Regions from separate parts of the Homo sapiens genome. Here region 2 is linked to region 1. A link is a loop called in an ENCODE intact Hi-C map of the cell type or tissue named here. Cell type or tissue: gastrocnemius medialis. All regions are shown on one strand. Links, peaks and the distances in the headings refer to the core of each region. The heading gives the core; the rest is flanking DNA.

Evidence for each region. A loop is a pair of places that touch in the nucleus more often than their neighbours do. Peaks named below come from ENCODE experiments on the same cell type or tissue, not always from the same donor. Only the 100,000 strongest peaks of a DNase experiment are listed, where the experiment ranks them.
Region 2: a loop joins it to region 1, with 3 times the contacts of the local background. A loop is called at or near these places in 11 of 110 quality-filtered maps.

Annotation. Positions count from the first base shown.
Region 1 is chr17:47,890,555-47,900,445 of GRCh38, reverse strand. SP2 (Sp2 transcription factor) reads right to left here and starts at 4,210. Exons shown (of 7, transcript NM_003110.6): 1 at 4,153-4,210. The coding sequence starts at 4,159. SP2-DT (SP2 divergent transcript) reads left to right here and starts at 4,630. Exons shown (of 3, transcript NR_135480.1): 1 at 4,630-4,743; 2 at 6,488-6,546; 3 at 8,865-9,217. SP2-AS1 (SP2 antisense RNA 1) reads left to right here. Exons shown (of 3, transcript NR_103857.1): 3 at 1,143-2,060. RefSeq lists an enhancer at 1-362 and silencers at 3,711-4,140, 5,689-5,983. In gastrocnemius medialis, for the core only: no CTCF peak of the experiment used is centred there; DNase peaks (open chromatin) are centred at 3,815 and 4,355; H3K4me3 peaks cover 2,652 bases; H3K27ac peaks cover 5,604 bases.
Region 2 is chr17:47,690,407-47,699,043 of GRCh38, reverse strand. TBKBP1 (TBK1 binding protein 1) reads right to left here and starts at 4,883. Exons shown (of 10, transcript NM_001394755.1): 1 at 4,850-4,883; 2 at 2,707-2,965; 3 at 2,211-2,333; 4 at 1,851-1,955; 5 at 269-449. The coding sequence starts at 2,931. RefSeq lists silencers at 3,283-3,442, 4,225-4,284, 4,535-4,664 and enhancers at 3,087-3,767, 3,768-4,447, 4,448-5,128. In gastrocnemius medialis, for the core only: no CTCF peak of the experiment used is centred there; DNase peaks (open chromatin) are centred at 3,383, 3,963 and 4,938; H3K4me3 peaks cover 2,950 bases; H3K27ac peaks cover 3,318 bases.

The sequences.
Region 1 (9,891 bases), core at 57-8,056:
AAGACAGGGCTGGCTTACCATTTACTTTTTTGGAGGCTGGGAAATGTCTTGGTCTGTTTTCTTCTAGGCTGATCTAAGAAGATTCCTAATTATCAATTGAGAGCAGAGATATTCCACTTCCAATTACATGGCCTGCCTGCTCACTCTTACTTCCTATTCACACTCTCTTGGAGACCACTTTGTGATTCTACCAAATTCTATAGGAGAGGTGACAACCCCAAAGAGAAGGCTCTAGAAAGATGACATTTGGAAATGTGTACGCTAGTGTCTGCTGGCTCCTCCTGAGCCATTTTTACTCTGTGAATGAGATCAAAGGCCACCTAACTGCCTAAATCACCACAAAGGGACAAACTGGTATCTCAGAGCACTCAGCAACAAAAACAAGAAAGCTAAGCCTCTGCACTGCAATGTGGCAGGGCTTCTGGCTAAGTATAGCAAGCAATTCTGATGTGGAGACAAACAGCAGCAATGGGAATGATATGCCAATGAAGGATTCCAACAGTTGGGTCTGCAAGTGTGCTTGTCCTGTGACACAAACGGCCTAGACATCTCAGCACTGCTTGGAGCTGCTCATTGGGGGAGCCTAAGAAACATCAGCCCTTTCACAACCTCTTGCTCCTGAGCAGAGCTCATCTCCCAAGAGCACATCAGCCCGCAGCCCAGTCTGATGAGAAGCACAGTATTCCCCTGTGCCAGTGGCAGCCTCAGAGCATCCTGAAAGAGCGCTTCCTAGACACGCAGTGGAAGCCATGACTTCCCCTAAGCTGCCGGTGCTGCCTCTGAACTCATGTGGAGGTTCTTTTTTCAGTGTCCCCAGAGGCAGCAGAAAAATCCGTTTTCCATTTTGGAATCTATCAAGTAGGACAAATCTGCCACCTGGGAGCATCTCCTCAAGGGCAATCTCTGCTCCCTTTCCTACATGGCCTGACAATACCCTCGAGTTAGAAATGTCCCATGTTGGCTAGGCACAGTGGCTCATGCCTGTAATCCCAGCACTTTGGGAGGCTGAGGTGGGAGGATTGCTTGAGGCCAGGAGTTTTGAGACCAGCCTGACATAGAGAGACTATGCCTCTATTATTTTAAAAAAAGAAATGTCACATATTTTTACCCTCTTCACTCATCTTTCCACCTTGCTCCAATAGATTGCTGACAGAAAAGTGAGACCTCCTCCACCCCAAGGTCTCCTAAGAGAATGCTGCTAGCCAAAAAAAGATCTGCTGATAATTGAGGAAGAGCATCTTTAAAAAGACACTCAACTACATTTCAGAAACATAAAGATCTAAGTGTTGGCTCTACAAGGGAAGAAATAAAGAGAAAGAACTTTTTTTCCTCCTACAACAGGTCTAGACAACGTCATACAAGGAGTTGCACGCATATCCAAAACAAAAGCAAGGCAAAAACAAGCAAAAAAGCAACAAATGCATTCCAAAATGATGTCCATTTATCAGCCCAGAAATGTACTGGATACTGGTTTAGTTCAGCCTGTAGGTGCTGGGAAGAAATTCCGACAAATCCAAGTCAGTTGCAAAAAGGGAAAACTCCAGACATATCACCCAATGAACTTGTAAGAAAGCATATGAGCTTCCCTGAACAGATTTTACTCCAGGTTTGCAGCCCGCAAGATTTAAGATGGGGCCATGAGGTTAAATCTTGTAAACTCAGAAGTGTTCACGCTACTGCATCCCTAAACTCTGTAACTCTCTACATACTCTTTAAAGCAGTGTTTCTCTGCATCTTTCATTCCATAGCCATTGTCCACCTGATCCAAAATATCCTAAGTTTTTCAGTGTTTGGAAGCAGGGTTTCCAATTTTTGTGTATACAGAAAAGGGGGGTGTGTGTGAAAAAATAAGTATTAGAAAAAAAACATGTTATACATATCTATCACAGAAATGAGTGGGCAAGGTTTAGAAGATGGCTGAAACCAAGCCAATACTAAGGTCTACTGGTTGGCTGCAACAAGTTTAAAATGTCTTCATAAGGGCCCTGGTTGGGCAATACTATACTTGCTGACAGTACTTGGGATCTGCCACAGACCTATAGCAAAGGACTGTTCAACTTCTCCAAAAAGCTGGTATTAACCACCAGAAGAAATAAGAAGTTCAAGGCCAAAATATCCAAATGAACCAACCACTCTACTTGCTGAAATGCCATAAAGCTTCTTTACCCCAGACATTTGCCCAAATCTTATAATTTCTTTTCTCCTCTCTGACAGGCCTCTCCAGAGGCCCAAACTTTAATAGAATCTGAGAGAAAAAAGTGGCCAGTCTATCTGCTGTCCAGAGTGATGCCAAACTCTTTCTCCCGGAGCCAGTTCTCCCCGTTGGGCAGTCAGGTGAGGATCCGATTATTAACAAACTCTACTTGGGTCTCCTTGGCAAAGAGTTTCTGGCTTCAGCAGCCTAGCTCAGGGGGGTTCATAATTATGTCAGACTCGCTTTTTTTCTTGTAGTTGCTTTTAACCAAAGAGGTTAAGCCTCTGTACAACCAAGAGGAAGAACTAGAATTAGAAAACTTACCAATCGTCCCAGCCAATGATAATCCATTTCCAACAGGTATTAACGCCTGTTAGAAGCCACTGGAACACTGACATCATCAGCCCAATTGATAGGTTGTCTGATAGATTCGCCCCCTTCATCGCACACAAGAATTTAAAACAAAACAAGACACTGCAGTTATATTCATTATTGCAGACAATGGGTTTCTTTGTGTTAGTAATTGAAATTACTGCTGTGGTCTGGACTCCACCATTATTTCCTTTGCAGCCTGTGAGCCAGCCAACACTCTAAACTTTCTAGCCCTAAAAATTGTATCATCCAGAATACCAACTCAATACAGCCCTCCACTGTGAAACTGAATGCCTTCTGGGGTACAGCATGAAACCGTTTTAGACAGTGCATGCCAGTGCACCTTGAAACAGTGTCCATCTGTAATGAAATCTGTAAACGGGAAACTTGGGCCAATTCATTGTTTAAAGCAGATCTACTGGCTCATACCTTTCTCTAGGAAACAATAAGTGAACAAGAAGTAACCTCAGAAGAAGAAAGAACTTTGGGAGAATGCACTGAGAAAGGCCAGACTGAGTCCCCTTGGATGAAGTTAATTAAGAAACAAACATGACAGGATATTGCAATCAAAACCAAGGAATGCAGTGAGGACAGGTTTCTCAGTTGCCCAGAGGAGAAAACATAGTTCCTTCTGAACTAAAATTAGAAAGCCGCTGGCAAGGAAACATAAGAAGCATGGATAAGAGGCTGAAAACCGTAAGTCAGCAATGGGGATGGAGGTGGGTACAGGAAGAGAGCGAGTATCTATTTTGTTTTATTTCTTCTGTAATTCCTTAAGATTGTTTGCGCCTGAGCTTTGGGACTGCAGTAGTCTCCCCTACGGGGCGTCAAGTAACAGGCTGGGAGCTCTGGCAAGAAGTTCTCAAACTTCTCACAATTCTGCTAAGAGCTTGCAGATATCTAGCTGGAAGATCAAGGATCCAAGTAAAAACATTAAAGGAAGGTTTTTGCCCACTCCCCGGTGAGAGGTCATCTGCCCAGGGAGTGCTCTCGTGTCCTGACACCATCGCCCGACTGGGGATATATCAGTAACCGGGCTGTCGTCGATGCCGAGCAGTGCCCATCTGGTTGGCAGCGTCCGGGTCTCAAGCGTTCCCTCGCCCCTCTCTGTTCTCCGGGGAGCCCTGAATCGCTGGTGGGCATCTACAGTTAAGAGTGCAGGAAGGCCTCTCAGACACGGGGCGAACACAAGGGCTGTTGGCTGCCTCCTCAGAGCCGACCCAGGCATAGTTCGCCCAGGCGGGAGAGCGGCGTTGAAGTGGGTCGGCACCCGTCCGAGGGGTGCCAGGCCACCCCGGTGCCCGCTCCTCTCGCCGGCCCCCGGAAGCGCCGCCCTCCCGCCCGGCGGGCTCCGAGGGGGCGGGGAGTCGAACGCCCCCTTCCGGGTGCCTCCGCCCGGCTGGCCAGCCCCGCTCCTCCTCCGGGCGGGAATCCTCCCTCCCCCGCCCCTCCTGAAGCCGGGCCCCGACGCCAGACCCAGCCCCAGGGGGGAACCCCCGGCCTCGGCTCCCTCTCCCCGCGGCCTCTGCCCGTCTTCCTGACCCTTGGGGGCCGGGAAGACCCCGCCGGCAGCGGCCGGGACCCACCGCTCATTACGACATCTTCCTCCCTGGCCTCCGCCGCCTCCGCCGCCACCGAGAGCCTGACACCGCCCGCCAAGCAACCGCCAATCCCGGAGCCCGCCACCGCCCGAGCGACGGCAGCCTTCACCAATAAGCGCTTGGAACATTGGGGACCGACAGCACTATTAACCAATCAACCAGAGGCGTCTAGAGCGACGTTGATTTGACCAATAGGTCTGTGCAATGTCACTGATGGACGGTAGAGCGCACCAACCGAAAGCCAATTGAATAATGAGTGACATGTGCATCAGCCAATTGGAGGGAGGCAAAGTCCCGCCCGCTGGGTGGTTGATGTACAGCAACAGGAAGCTGGAAGGGGAGGGGCTTAGCCGAAGAGTGCTTTTGTATTGGTCGAGGTTGACCTTCCACCCACCTCTAACCCAGAGGATGAATGATAGATCTGCCCTGAAGCCAATCAGAAGTCCTTAGGGTGAGGCCCACAAATGCCCCAGAAATAGCATATACATTGCGCCCTAAGTCCAGTCTCGCCCAGGTGTGGCAGGAGCTTTTACCTGCTCTTCGGCAGTAGCCGGCTGCCACTCAACCCCATGCCTGGTGAGTGGAAAGCCATCAACCTTTTATTTAGTCCCTCTCTCGTTGTCGCCTGGGGAGGGGCGACTTTGTACAGTGAGGCACTGGGGTCCGGCACCATAGTGGGAGTTGGGGTTGTTTACGCGACACTTCTAAGGGGATTTTCACAATCGGTTAAGCCCCCGTTAATCCTCACATGGTTATTGCGGCGACCCCCATAGCCCACGGTCCCAAACGTGTGCATCTGAATCATCCGAAGCTCTTTCTAAAGGCAGGCTCCCCTGGCCGCCTCTCCTAATCCGACTCGGTACTTCACGGGGCGTGCCTAGAATCTGCATTTTAGCAAGGGCCTCGCGTGGACAGAATTGCACGCTTGAGTTTGAGAAGTACTGCTTGGCCTCTGCCCCACTTACCCTTACCTTCTTGAGATGAGGTAAAGCACTTGGTAGGCACTAGGCGGGTAGGTTTATCTTTGCTCCCAAGTCTCTTCCGAGAACTTGGGAAGGCTGCCTAGCTTAGTGAGGGAATCCATTCTGGCTTCAGACCAGTCTGGGTTTGAAACCTACACATCCCACTAACTTAGGCAGGGTACCGAAACTCCCTGAGCTTCATGTCCTCATCAGTAAAACGAGGTTAATCACACCTACACCTTAGCGCGATGGCTTAAAAAAAAAAAAAAAAAAAACAAACAAAAAAAAACATAGTCCATCAAGAGAAATACATTTTGCATACAGACCAGTACACTGCTATTTGTATGAGAGTGTCATAAAGTTTCCGAAAACAATGCTTACTACTTGTGACGCACTGATAGTTTCTATGCTTATCCTATCCTATCTTATTCTCCTTCTTGTTGATCATGACTGGCAGTTTGAAAAACACTGCTAGAAAAGGTTGGTGTGATAATACAAAATGCAGAGCAGAATACCGGGTACACAGTAATTGCTGAATAAATGTTAATAGCCTCTTCCAGTCTTCTCCTCTCAGTGTTAGCCTTTGAAAAACAAGACTTTAGACAATAATACTCCTCTAGTAAAGATCCTTCATGGGATCCGTATCTCCTAGATAAAGCCCAAACTCCTTTCTAGGCAAAGTCCTCCCACTCTTTTTTCTTCTTAACCTCAGCATCCACCAGAGGACACACTCTTACTGGTGTATCTTTCATGCTTTATCTCCTCCCTCTACCCCCGTTCCCTTCCTACAAATCCTACCCTTTTCCCTCCAGGAAAGATTCCAGGTTCCTAAACACTTACGCTTTTTTCCACTAGTTGACTTCCTATGTGACCCTTCCCTTCTGGTAAACCCCTATGCATCCATGGCCGGATGTGTTGGCTCACACCTGTATTCCTAGTGCTTTGGGAAGCCAGAGGCAGGCGGATCACTTGAGCCCAGGATTTCGAGACCCAGCTTGGGCAACATGGCAAAACCCCATCTCTACAAAAAAAATTAGCTGCATGTGGTGGTGCGCACTTTTAGTTCTAGCTACCTGGGAAGCTGAGGTGGGTGGATCACTTGAGCCTGGGAGTTTGAACTTAAAATGAGCTATGATCACACCACTGCACTCCAGCCTGGGTGACAGAGCGAGACCCTGTCTCTCAGAAAAATAAATAAACTCCTATGCATCCTTCAAGACCCTGCTCAAAGTCTGCATACCTCACTCCTGCCCAGCCATAGCTTCTTCCTCCTCTGTGCTGCCCTGGCACATGCAAAAGAGCTTCTCTCTCACACACTATTTCCACACTTTTATTCTCACTTCTTACTCTCCTGCTAGACTGAGCTGTGGTAGAAGGATTGAGGCCAGCACAGAGGAGGATCAGCAGGAAATGTAAGGTGAGTTAAAGAATGAATATTTGCATACAATGACACCTGCATGACTTGTTTGTATAGTCCATACATTCTGTTCCCAGGCCATTTTTCAAGTTTAGATTGCTTCACTGTCAAACCAAGGACTCCACCCGGGTTCCATGACTCACCTGTATTAGGGTGCAGGGGTTTTGGGGGGAGGTAGGTGGGGTTGAATATCCTGCTGGGCCACTGTCAAACCTCTTCTGGGAGAAAAACGGGGTAGCTATGCTTCTCCTATCCTGGAGGCCCCATCATGAAGACCGCAGAGGTGAAAAAAAAAAAGTGTGCGCACACGGGGCGGAGGACAGGGTGTGAATACTTGGAAGAATTCTGCAGTAGTTTTGAATTATTTGATTGGTTTTGCCCTTTTAAAGGTCACCTTATCCTTGTTTTGTTTGTTTCTAGGCTGTCTGACTCTTCTTACTAGAGACACAGCCAAAGAAGGGAACCCTTTGTTTTTTTTTGTTGTTTTTTTTTGTTTCTTTCTTTCTTTTTTTTTTTTTTCCCCGAGATGGAGTCTTGCTCTGTCACCCAGGCTGCAGTGCTGTGGCGTGATCTCGGCTCACTGCAACCTCCGCCTCCCAGGTTCAAGCGATTCTCATGCCTCAGCCTCCTGAGTAGCTGGGATTACAGACACGCACCACCACTCCCGGCTAATTTTTGTATTTTTAGTAGAGACAGGGTTTCACCATGTTGGCCAGGCTGGTCTGAAACTCCTGACCTCAAGTGATCCACCCACCTCAGTCTCCTAAAGTGCTGGGATTGCAGGTGTGAGCCACTGCACCCGGAGGAAGGGGACACTTTCTAAGAAGAAGACCCCGTTATACTTTTGTCAGGCCCATTGGAGTCTTAGAGCTTCCTTCACAAACACCCCCGCTCCCCCAGTGACCACACAACTCCTCAGAGATTTTTTCTTTCAAGATGGCCCCTGTCTTCAACAGAGACGGAGAAGGTCAGGCAGCGGCTTGGAAATGCTTGTGCTCTCCCGGCCACACTTTATTTATTTATTTATTTAGAGACGGAGACTTGCTCCGTCGCCCAGGCTGGAGTACAGGGGCACTATCTCAGCTCACTGCAACCTCTTCCTCCCGGGTTCAAGCGATTCTCCTGCCTCAGTTTCCTGAGTAGCTGGGATTACAGACGCGCGCCACTACGCCCGGCTATTTTTTGTATTTTTAGTAGAGACGGGGTTTCACTGTGTTGGTCTGGCTGGTCTCAAACTCCTGACCTCACGATCTGCCCGCCTCGGCCTCCCGAAGTGCTGGGATTACAGGTGTGAGCCACTGTGCCCCGCCTTTATTTTTATTATTATTTTTGAGACAGGGTCTCTGCAGCCTCAACCTCCTGGGCCCAAGTGATCCTCCCGCCTCAGCCTCTCAAGTAGCTGGGACTACAGGTGCGCGCCACCATGCCCACCTAATTTTTAAATTTTTTGTAGAGCTGGGGTCTCCCTATGTTGCCCAGGCTAGTCTCAAACTCCTGAGCTCTAGCGATCCTCCCACCTCAGCCTCCCAAAGTGCTAGGGTTACAGGCGTGAGCCACTGCACCCGGCCATGGCCACACGTGAGACTCACTAAAAGAGCTTTTAGTAAATTCTGAAGTCTGGGTCCCATCCTAGGAAATTAGAATCTCTGGGGGGCATCAGCATTAAGGAGTTCCTCAGGTGATTCCAATGGGCAGCCAAATGTGGAGAAGGACTCCTTAGCCCAAAGATACCTTCCCACTGGGGGTGCCCAAGTAAAAACAAGGAAAAGTCTGTGCCCTCCACCCCCACCCACTCCTGTCCCTCGCCTTTCTGAATTTCTCCTCTTCCTACCCTACCTGCTGCCATCTTCGCAGAGCCAGGGCCAGTGGGTGGTTCTGGCTGTGTCTGTCAACCTTAACCAGGGGCGACATCTCCTCCCTGGTGTGTCTGGAGGCAGGTTCTCTCAGTGATATTTCCCTTTTGTCTCCAACTGCTTTCAGTTTCTTTCTACTCTACATTGTCACTTTCTCTCCATTTCTAACTTGCAAAGCTACACATTCTCCACCACTAAAAACCCCATGCTTGTCTTGTCTACCATGGCACCTTCCATTCCCAGCACACTGCTTGATTATAGTAGGTGCACAGTAAATGTTTACTGACTGACCGAATGACTATATCCTTTTAACACTTCTCAGGGACTTACCCCTTCTCTTTCAGGCCCAGCTTCTTCCACTTCCACTTTACTTCTCCTTCCATGTCTACCTCTGAATCCCCTTCTTTCTTCACTTTCCTGTGCTTTTCCTGCTTCCTGACATTCTCTTTGTCCTTTTTTGCACAGGGTTGTCCTCATCTAATCCGTCAGTACCAGACAGTGAACATCTCTCCCCCAGGATGCTGAGGGAGGGTCCTGGAGGGAAGGATGTGGAACTACAGCCTCTGCTCTCAAGAAGCTCAGATCTGGGCAGGGAACATCACATACCAGGGCTGTCTGTCGGGGGGGTGGAGGGCTGGGGGAGGGATAGCATTAGGGGAAATACCTAATGTAAATGACAAGTTGATGGGTGCAGCAAACCAACATGGCACATGTATACCTATGTAACAAATCTGCATGTTGTGCACGTGTACCCTAGAACTTAAAGTATAATTAAAAAAAAAAAAAGCTTCAGATCCCTCCTGGAGCCTCCTATGAAACCACGTGGCATAACTGGTGCTGTTGGTCCAGAAACTAGAAGAATATCAGGCCAGCCCCCTTGACTCTCTGTTGGTCCTCACTCATAGCTACAACCCAAGCTTTATTGTTGGTGTTTACCTTTGAAGAGTTACAGCCGACCCAGCCTTCTAAAGACTGCTTGTTTTGCCTTAAGGATTTCCCAGTAACCTCTGCTTCTCCCCTTTTCCCCTCCTATGATTTTCTATTTTCTCATCTCTTCCCTTTCTACTTATGGGGAAATCAAAATTGCAGACTTCTTCTTTTTTTTTTTTTTTTTTGAGGTAGTGTCTTGCTCTGTCGCCCAGGCTGGAGTACAATGATGCGATCTCGGCTCACTGCAACCTCCGCCTCCCAGGTTCAACCAATTCTCTTGCCTCAGCCTCCTGAGTAGCTGGGTTTACAGGTGCGCATCACCAAGCCCAGCTAATTTTTGTATTTTTAGTAGAGGCAGGGTTTCACCATTTTCGCCAGGCTTGTCTCGAACTCCTGACCTCAGGTGATCCACCCGCCTCGACCTCCCAAAGTGCTGGGATTAGAGGCGTGAGCGACTTCTCCCGGCCCAGAGTTGCAGACTTCTAACCCGGACTCTCTCATATGCAGACCCACAAAAATATCTGATGGGACAAACACCTAGCTTGGATGAATTTGGGTAATT
Region 2 (8,637 bases), core at 638-8,637, 200 kb after region 1:
AGAGACGGGGCGGGGGGACTCTGGGTGGGGGCGCCCTCTGCTGGCAGGCACAGGAATTGCAACGAGGTGATCAGGAATGACCGAGTTAGAAGGGGAGAAATTAGGGTAACAGTGGGTGAGGTGAGGGGACAGCAGGTAAGGGAGGATGGGATGATTATGGAGAAATAGATTATATTACAAATGGGATGGTAAGTAAGTGCGAGGTGTCTAGGAATGTTGAAATGGGGGTTGGGGACTAGGAGGTAAGTCGGGGTCACTGAGATCTCACCATGACTCAAGCCAGATCCCCCTCTCAGTGCCAGGTAGTGCAGGTCTAAATCAGTGCAGGGAGGGGCGGGGGCTGGCGGTGGGCTCAGGTTGGAGAAGGCTGCATCCTGGAGGCCTTGCTGTTGCCGCAGCTGCTGCTCCAAACCACAGATCTGACGCAGGTGCGTCTCCACCAGGGCCCTCTGGAGAGAGAGACAGAGGGGAGGGTCTGCACAGGCCCAGGACTTCCCCATGTCTGGAGAGTCATCACCCCAGACTACAGCAGAGGCCCCAGGTCACACATCCCAAGCCCACTCTCCAAGTGGCTGTGAGTGCAAAGTCTCCTCTCAGCCACCGCAATGCAGCTGTTGCGGGCTGTTGCCCCTGGCGAGGTCAAGTTAATGCCCCTGCTCTGTCATTAACACACAGGGACACTTAAAAGAACACTCAGCCCCCTGTTTGGAGGCCAGCCCCCCTCAGGAGCATCAGAACTTCCATTTGCATACATGACAAGAGCTTCTGGACTTCACCCACCTGATCCATAAAATGGGGATAACAGTCCCACACTCACCTCTTAGGGTTGTTTTGAGAATTAAAATGAGCTAGTGTATGCCAGGTGAAAAGAACAGTGCCTGGCACACCCCGAGTGCCACATAAATATCTATGATTATGAAGGCAAAGCATCTATACATGAATGCCCCATCACCCTCACCACAACCTGGTGAGGGTGTTAATATTTGCCCCACTTTTCAGAGGAGGGATGGAGGCTAAGTGACTTAACTGAGGTCATAGCTTAGGGTTGGCTGAGACCATGTCTCCTGATTTTTTTTTTTTTTTTTTTTTTTTTTGGAGACAGGGTCTGGCTATGTCACCCAGGCTGGAGTGCAGTGGCTTGATCTTGGCTCACCAAAGCTTCGATCTCCTGGGCTAAAGCGATCCTCCCACCTCAGCCTCCTGAGTAGCTGGGACCACAGGTGTGCACCACCACACCTGGCTAACTTCTTTTTTGTATTTTTTGTAGAGATGGGGTTTCACTATGTTGCCCAGGCTGGTCTCAAACTCCTTAACCTCCCAAAGTGCTGAGATTATAGGCGTGAGCCACCATACCTGGCCTGTCTCTTGATTTTGACCTGCTCACCGGCACAGCCATACCCTGACTCGGAAGCACACCCAAGCACAGGCCCATCCTAGCAGTCACACACTCCTGGTCACCTCTGCCCTCACCCTCACAGCCTCCCAAGGGCAGTGCTCACAGGCACAGGGTCACCCCAGCGTGAGAGCCAGGGCAGTGCTCACAGGCACAGGGTCACCCCAGCGTGACAGCCAGGCATACACACAGAGACAGAGGTTCCCACGGGGCCACTGCATGGCCAGGATGCACACAGACACCGCAACATGGATAACACATGCAGTCTCCCTCACAAGGGCAAATGGGCGGGCACTCACAGATACACATGAACACAAGCAGGGCACAAACAAGTGATGTGTGACACATGGGACTGCACTGTCACAGGCTGGAATCCTCACACACAGAACTAAATGCACACATGCACACACACAACCAGCTACACATCCTCAAGCACCTCCGGCTCCCCAGGCCTCACCATCTCCCTCAGCTCTGTCTCCAAGTCACTCTTCTCCACGCAGAGTTTCTCGTAGGCCTGGATCATCTCTCCAAGCTGTTCTTCCTGCTCCTTGTTCTTCTGTAACTGGATGAGGCCCAGAGGGCCCCACCACAGGGTCAGTCCCACACTGGACTTGGAGTTGGAGAGCTCCCTGCACCTCCCCACCCCCACTCCCAGCACCCTATGGAGGGGCAGGAGGAGCTGCAGCTGGGCTTAGGGAGGACCTGGCCATCTCTAATCAAAGGGCAGAGGCCAGATGCTGGGGGGTGTGGAGGGAAGGGTATCAGAAACAGACTGGAGCAAGATGCTCAGGGGGTGCGCCCAGCCTGGTAGGCTCACCTCATGCTGGAACTGGTTGAGCCGTTGCTGCAGGCTGACCTTCTCCACCTCCAGCAGGGAGCCATCCTTGATTTCATACAGAGAAAAGCCATGCTCCTCTCCAAAGTCACTGATCAGTGGGTACTGCAGGTGGGGTGGAGCTTCAGGAGAGTGGATTCCCGGGTGCCCAGCCCAGGCCTCAGCCTGGCTGTGCCCCCAACCCACAACCTGCCTCAGACCTTTGACCCTCCTTCTCCTTGGCTAGTGGGATCCCAATTCCCATGGGTCTGTAGCCATCTCCCACCCACCGGATCTGTTTTAGATCCCAGATCCAGCCCTTCTGAAGCCAACAGGAGACAGTTCGCATCCGGAACAGCCACGTCTCTCATGGGAGACCCTCAAGTTCCCAAGAGTCTGCACAGTGACCCCTCTTTTGGATCCCTGGTATCTACCAGATTCCCAGTCCCCCTCCCCATCCCATACACTCTATCAGGCGCCCTCCTCTCCAAGTTCTGACCTTGATCTCGTAGACTTTGAGGCGGCGTCGGAGGGTGGCGTTCTCCCTCTCCAGGCCCCCCAGCCGTTCCTTGATGTCTCCGTAAGCAGTGATGAGGGCAAAGTGGGAGGCGGAGCACATGTCGCCCCCAAGCGAGGGGTCTCCGGGACTGTCCAGCCACACCTCACTAGGCCCCAGGGCCTCCTGCGTCAGGATGCTGATGTCGTCCTCGAACATGGACTCCATGGTGAGGGCCGGGCCGCGGCCCACACGGGGCCTCCTAGGAGAGCAGGAGCAACCGTGGACAGGGCCGTCTGTCTAGGGTTTGTCCCTGGTACCCCTCTCCCTGGCTCTGCACTCCCTGGGGCCGGCTAAGATGCAACCCAGAAACTTCCTGCCCCGAGCTCAGCAGGGACTCCCATGGCCCCTTCCCAGACTCCTCAGCCCCATCCTCTCTGCCGCCTTGGGGAAAAGGGGCTGGAACCAGGTGAAGACCCCGCTGCCAGGGTGTTGACAAGTAGGGACAAGTAAGCCAGGCCGGCAGCAGGGGCAGGCTCCTGCCAGAACCCAGGGAGACCTGTGGATGGGAGAGGGCTGCCTTCCCAGCCGGGCCCGGCCCATTCCTCCGCGCTTCTCCACCCCAGGCCTTACTTCCCCAAATACCTCGCCGCCAAGCTCCTCAGCCTGGGCCTCTGGCACCCCAGCTCCTCCCCAAGGAAGGCCCAGAGCTGCGCGAGGGTCGGCCCCTCCACAGTCGGCACGCCCTCGGCTGCACCCCCGCCCAACTTCCCCACTTCCTCCCGCAGGATCCCAGAGTTCAGGAAAAGGAAGCGCCTCCCCCGGGCGCACCGGGGCTGTGGCAGCGGTCCAGGACCCCTTGGCCCCTGACCTGGGACCCACAGGAAGTCCTTGGCTGAGTGTTACGGGGCGCAAACTGGGGAAGGGGACCCAGGTGGAAGGGGACGCGAACGAATTCCCAAGGCTGTCTCAGGGTGCCCGCGCACCGGGAAATGGGGAACCCTACGAGGGGGCAGGAATGACTCAGGCTCCCGAAAGCAGGAGTAGGCAGTGAGGGGGTGCGTGTGTACTTCTCTCGGGCCTGGTTATGAATGTGTGTCTGGGGTTGGCGTATGGGGGGAGTGTGCGTCTGTGAATGAGTGTAGGTGTGTCAGTCAATGAGTGCCTTCGGGGTCGCAGGGGCGTCGGGACGGAGTGGGGCAGCGACCAGGAGGCTGGTGTGTGCACGCGTGCGTGAGCGCGTGGGCAGGGTGGCACGTCCGGGCCGCGTGTCACGTGAGACGCGAGGGGACTGTCCGAGGTGTGTGCGCGCGCTGGAGCGTTATGTGCACCCCGGAGAGGGGGCTCGGCAGGGAGCTGTGAGTTCAGACAGCGGGGCCCCCAGGTCGGGCTGCAGGAGCTTGGGGTGCAAAGGGCTCCGGCGCAGGCTCCAATTCAATCCACCCCCCCCCCTCCGCCACCCACAGGCCCATCTAAGTGCCAGGGAAACGCGAGTGACTGGGTCTGAGTAAGGAGTGTGTGCGCGCGTTTGTAGGGCCGGCCCCACCTTTAACCCTCTCCTTCCCACGCCATCCCCTCCCCCCAGCTCCGCGCGCCAGCGCTTACCACACCCCCCCAGACCCCCGCCCGCCCCTCTGCGCCCACCCCGCTGGCGGGGCTCTGTCCCCGAGGCCGCACCACAAATGCCTCCTTCCTCCGCATTCCTCTCTGGGCCCAGCGCCCGGGTGAGCGCAATGGAAGGCGGCTGGGGAAGGGGTGAGTGCCTCTGTCGGCCCGGGCCCCTCCTGCGGCCCCTTTAAGAGCCGCCCTTTAAACCCCTTTCGCTCGGCCGACAGAAATTGTCGCCCCTCCCCTCTCGGGGGCCGAGACCACGCAGCCCCCTCCCCCACAACCGGCCGAGCCCTGGGCCCCCGGACACCCTCTCGGGGCCGGGGAAGGGGCTCCGGGAGTGGCGCGGCCTGAGGAACGGCGGCGGAGGGGGACGCGAGGGGATGAGGGCGGCCGACACCGGACCCCTTCCCTCCCAGCCATCCCGTGCGGCTGCCAGCCGCCCTCCTGCCGCCTCCTCCTGCCCACCCCGCGACCCCTGGGGCCCAGCCCGGGCGCCGCTCCCCTCCCCCAGCCCTAGCCCCAGCCGGGGACTCACAGCTGCTGCCGGTTCCTGCTTGTAATCGCAGCTTACCCCCTCCGCCTGCTCCCTCCCCAAACGGGCACCAGTGCCCCCACCCCCCTGGTACCGCGCTCTGCTCCTCGCCCTGTCGCCGCCGCCGGGTCTCTCCCCACCCCCCACCCCTCCCCCCAACCCCCTCCCTCCCGTCCGCCCCGCTCCTCCTCCGCCGCCGCCGCCTCCTCCGCCTCCTCCTCCCCGGCTGCTCCGGGTTTCTCCAGCTGGGAAGGCGCCCCGGACCCCGCCGCTGCCACCACCACGTGGCGAGAGGCGGCGGCCCCTACGGTGCGGCCCTTCCTGGCAGCGCGCCCGGAGCCCACCGGCTCCCTGCGGCGCCAGCGGCCCGCGCTGGCGCCCCCTCCCCGACGCCTCCCGGCGCAGTGTGGCGTGGTGGCGTGTGTTGGGGGCGTCTGCGGTCAGTGCAGGGGCCCGGCTGATGCTTTGGTTGTTTTGGTTGTTTAGTTATGGGCTGTATATTTGGGGAGGAAGTGGGGCTATTTATCTGGCTTTTTTTTTTTTTTTTTGGTCTTTGCGCTTTTGAGAAGGAAATCATTAGACCTGCTCTTCGTTGCTCTTGGTAAAAGGGGCATTGCTGCGATAAATACATTGAACATAGGGTACAGAGAGATTAAAGCTGTAACTTCTTTGGAAGTGAGAGTAAACTAAGGAGGTCAAAGATTCATTCATGAAGAAGGACAGCCATCTCCCTCCCCACACACCACTCCCCGGCCACCCTCAAGTACCCACAGGTCAGGGAAATGAAGAAACAACAGATGTCACCCTGTGCACAAAGATTATTTGAGCACCTGCCAAACTGCTGGGCAAGAGAAACAAGTTTTTTGCTACTTTCCTGCTGTGTGACCTTGGGCAAGTTACCTTAACCTTTCTAAGCTGGAGATCATGCCCCACCTAAGCACTCTCATGGAGGAAGAATGGGGATCAGAACTAAATACAGCAGCCTGCGAATGCTCAGGAAGTGTTAACGATGTCATTTTGAGTATTGCCTGGTGGATTAAATAATGTGGACAGAGGCATGGTCAGCCTAGCTGCAGGTAGAGAATGATCAGGGGAACCCTGGAGCACTCTGGCTGAAGAGCATCCTCTGTGGACAGGGAGGCAAAGCCCGGAAGCAGGGGATAAGCTGGGCGGGGGCTTTTGGCAGATTCAGCCTTAGCTGCGAAGACTGCTGGGAACCTGAGCCTACCTTTTTGGCTCCTGAGGTGGGATGGGGGTGGGAATCTCCGAGGGGGAGGATGGAAGGAAAAGGTTTCTTGCTCTCTCTGAGCTTTGAAAAGCAGCAGCTGCCATCTTTCCTCACTGCTGGGAGAAAATTGGACTGAGAGGTGAGCTTCTACCAGGAGAGCCAGCCAGAGCTCTAGACTCATTCTCTTCATAGAAGGGGGGATTCTCAGTGGCTTCCTTCCTCCTCCTCCTGCTGGGTTCCCTTTCAGTCTTTCCTGCCAGCACTGGCTCCCGTTTGTAGTCCAGAACAGGAAGGCAGGTCAGCCACTTGTTCTCTGAGGCACTAGCTTTCTCTGAACCATGTGGGATGACCTATCTACCCTCTAGATATGAAGGCAAACCAGTGGGGACATCTGTCACCCCACTAATCCCAAGGGCTAGGCAGATGTTCCTTTCCCTAGTACTCCCCAAGATCTCTTCTGAAGCAAGGGACCAGGCAAAAGATTGGAGGCTAGACTAGGAGGTGTAGGGTTGTCTCTGGGACCCTCGGTGACCTTGGACTTGGCCACAAACAGGACCCATAAGACCAACTGGCAAGCCCTCCCTCACTGGAAAAAGGGGTCCCAGGACCCTCTAAGCACACACTGTCTGGGATGAGTCATCAGCCCCCTGCTGCTGCTTGGATGCTCAGGGCCTAATTGAGTCACCTGGCAGGGTGCAGCCAAATGCTTCTATCCTTGGTTCTAGGTGGTTGGTGGCAAAAGTCCATTAGGCCTGGTTTAGGTGCCCTAAAATCCTCCCCCTCCCCCAATCTGGACCTGATCTCATTGCATTCTCCATTTCTAGTTCTGCTGCTCATACCAGGCAGTTCTGAGAGCAGAGATTATATCCCATCCATCCTTGTATTCTAAGGTGCCCTGAGGGTTGGTACCTGCTCGTTGTATATTTATTCGGCAAAGATTTCTTGAACATCTATTATGTGCTGGGTGCTGAGAATACAGTGCTGAACATGTCTCTGACAGGTATACATGTCTCTTGCTCTCTTAGAGCTTGCAGTATGGTAGAGAAGTCAGAAAAATAAAAAGATGAATAAGTAAAACCACTAGAAATTGTGATAAAGGACCAGGCACAGTGGCTCATGCCTGTAATCCCAGCACTTTGTGGGGCTGAGGCAGGCAGATCACCTGAGGTCAGGACTTTGAGACCAGCCTGACCAACATGGTGAAACCCGTCTCTACTAAACATGCAAAAATTAGCCAGGCATGACGGTGGGTCCCTGTAATCCCAGCTACTCGGGAGGCTGAGGCAGAAGAATTGCTTGAACCCAGGAGGTAGAGGTTGCAGTGAACCGAGGTGACCCCATTGCACTCCAGCCTGGGTGACAAGAGCGAAACTCCGTCTCAAAAAAAAGAAAGAAGGAAAGAAGGAAGGAAGGAAATTGTGATAAAGGATAAAAAGAAACACCAAGGGGCAGTACTAGAGAAGAATGGGAGGATGGGATCTGCTTCACAGTATTCAGAGAAGGTCTCCTTGATGAGCTCTTACAATTTTTTTTTTTTAAAAGACAGGGTCTTTCTCTGGCGCCCAGGCTGGAGTGCAGTGGTGCAATTTTGGCTCACTGCAGCTTCGCCCTCCTGGGCTAAGGTGATCCTCCCACCTCAGTCTCCAGGCGTGGTGGCTTGCGCCTCAGCTGGGACTACAGGCGTATGCCACACGCCCGGCTAATTTTTGTATTTTTTGTAGAGACAAGGTTTCACCATGTAGCCCAGGCTGCTCTCAAAATCCTGGGTTCAAGCCATCCACCTGCCTCGGCCTCCCAAAGTGCTGTGATTACAGGCATGAGCCACCGCACCTGGCTAAGCTAAATCTTAAAAGAGTAAGAAAGTATGTTCTTTGTTGAATGAATAAATAAATGAGGCAGTGTGACTTAAGACTACTTCACTTTTCTAGGCCTGTTTCCTCATCTGAGAAAGCTGAACATTGGTCTGAATACCCTTTTTATTTTTATTTTTATTTTTTTATGAGACGGAGTCTCGCTCTGTCACCCAGGCTGGAGTGCAGTGGCGTGGTCTCCGCTCACTGCAAGCTCCGCCTCCCAGGTTCATGCCATTCTCCTGCCTCAGCCTCCTGAGTAGCTGGAACTACAGGCGCCCGCCACCACGCCCAGCTAATTTTTTGTATTTTTAGTAGAGATGGGGTCTCGATCTCCTGACCTCGTGATCCGCCTGCCTCGGCATTCCAAAGTGCTGGGATTACAGGCGTGAGACACCATGCCCAGCTGGTCTGAATCCCTTTTAAGAGCCCCTGGTATTGGCAGGGCTCATCATGGTGGAGACAATAATAGGGGAGATGGTGAAGGGGATAGGAGCCACAGTGGGAGGACAGTGGGGAAAGTGGTGGACAGTGGTCAGGCATGAGTTGTAAAACATTTCTAAATGGCCTTCACAGGTGTGATAACAGAGGACCCACCTCCAATCGTTAAGGTAGGAGAGACAGTGCAAATGCAGGCCCCCAGAGCCAGGCCCTGCCAGTGTTTCCTCCTTGGAAACCACCAGGGAGACTCTCCCACTCCCATGACTCTTGCT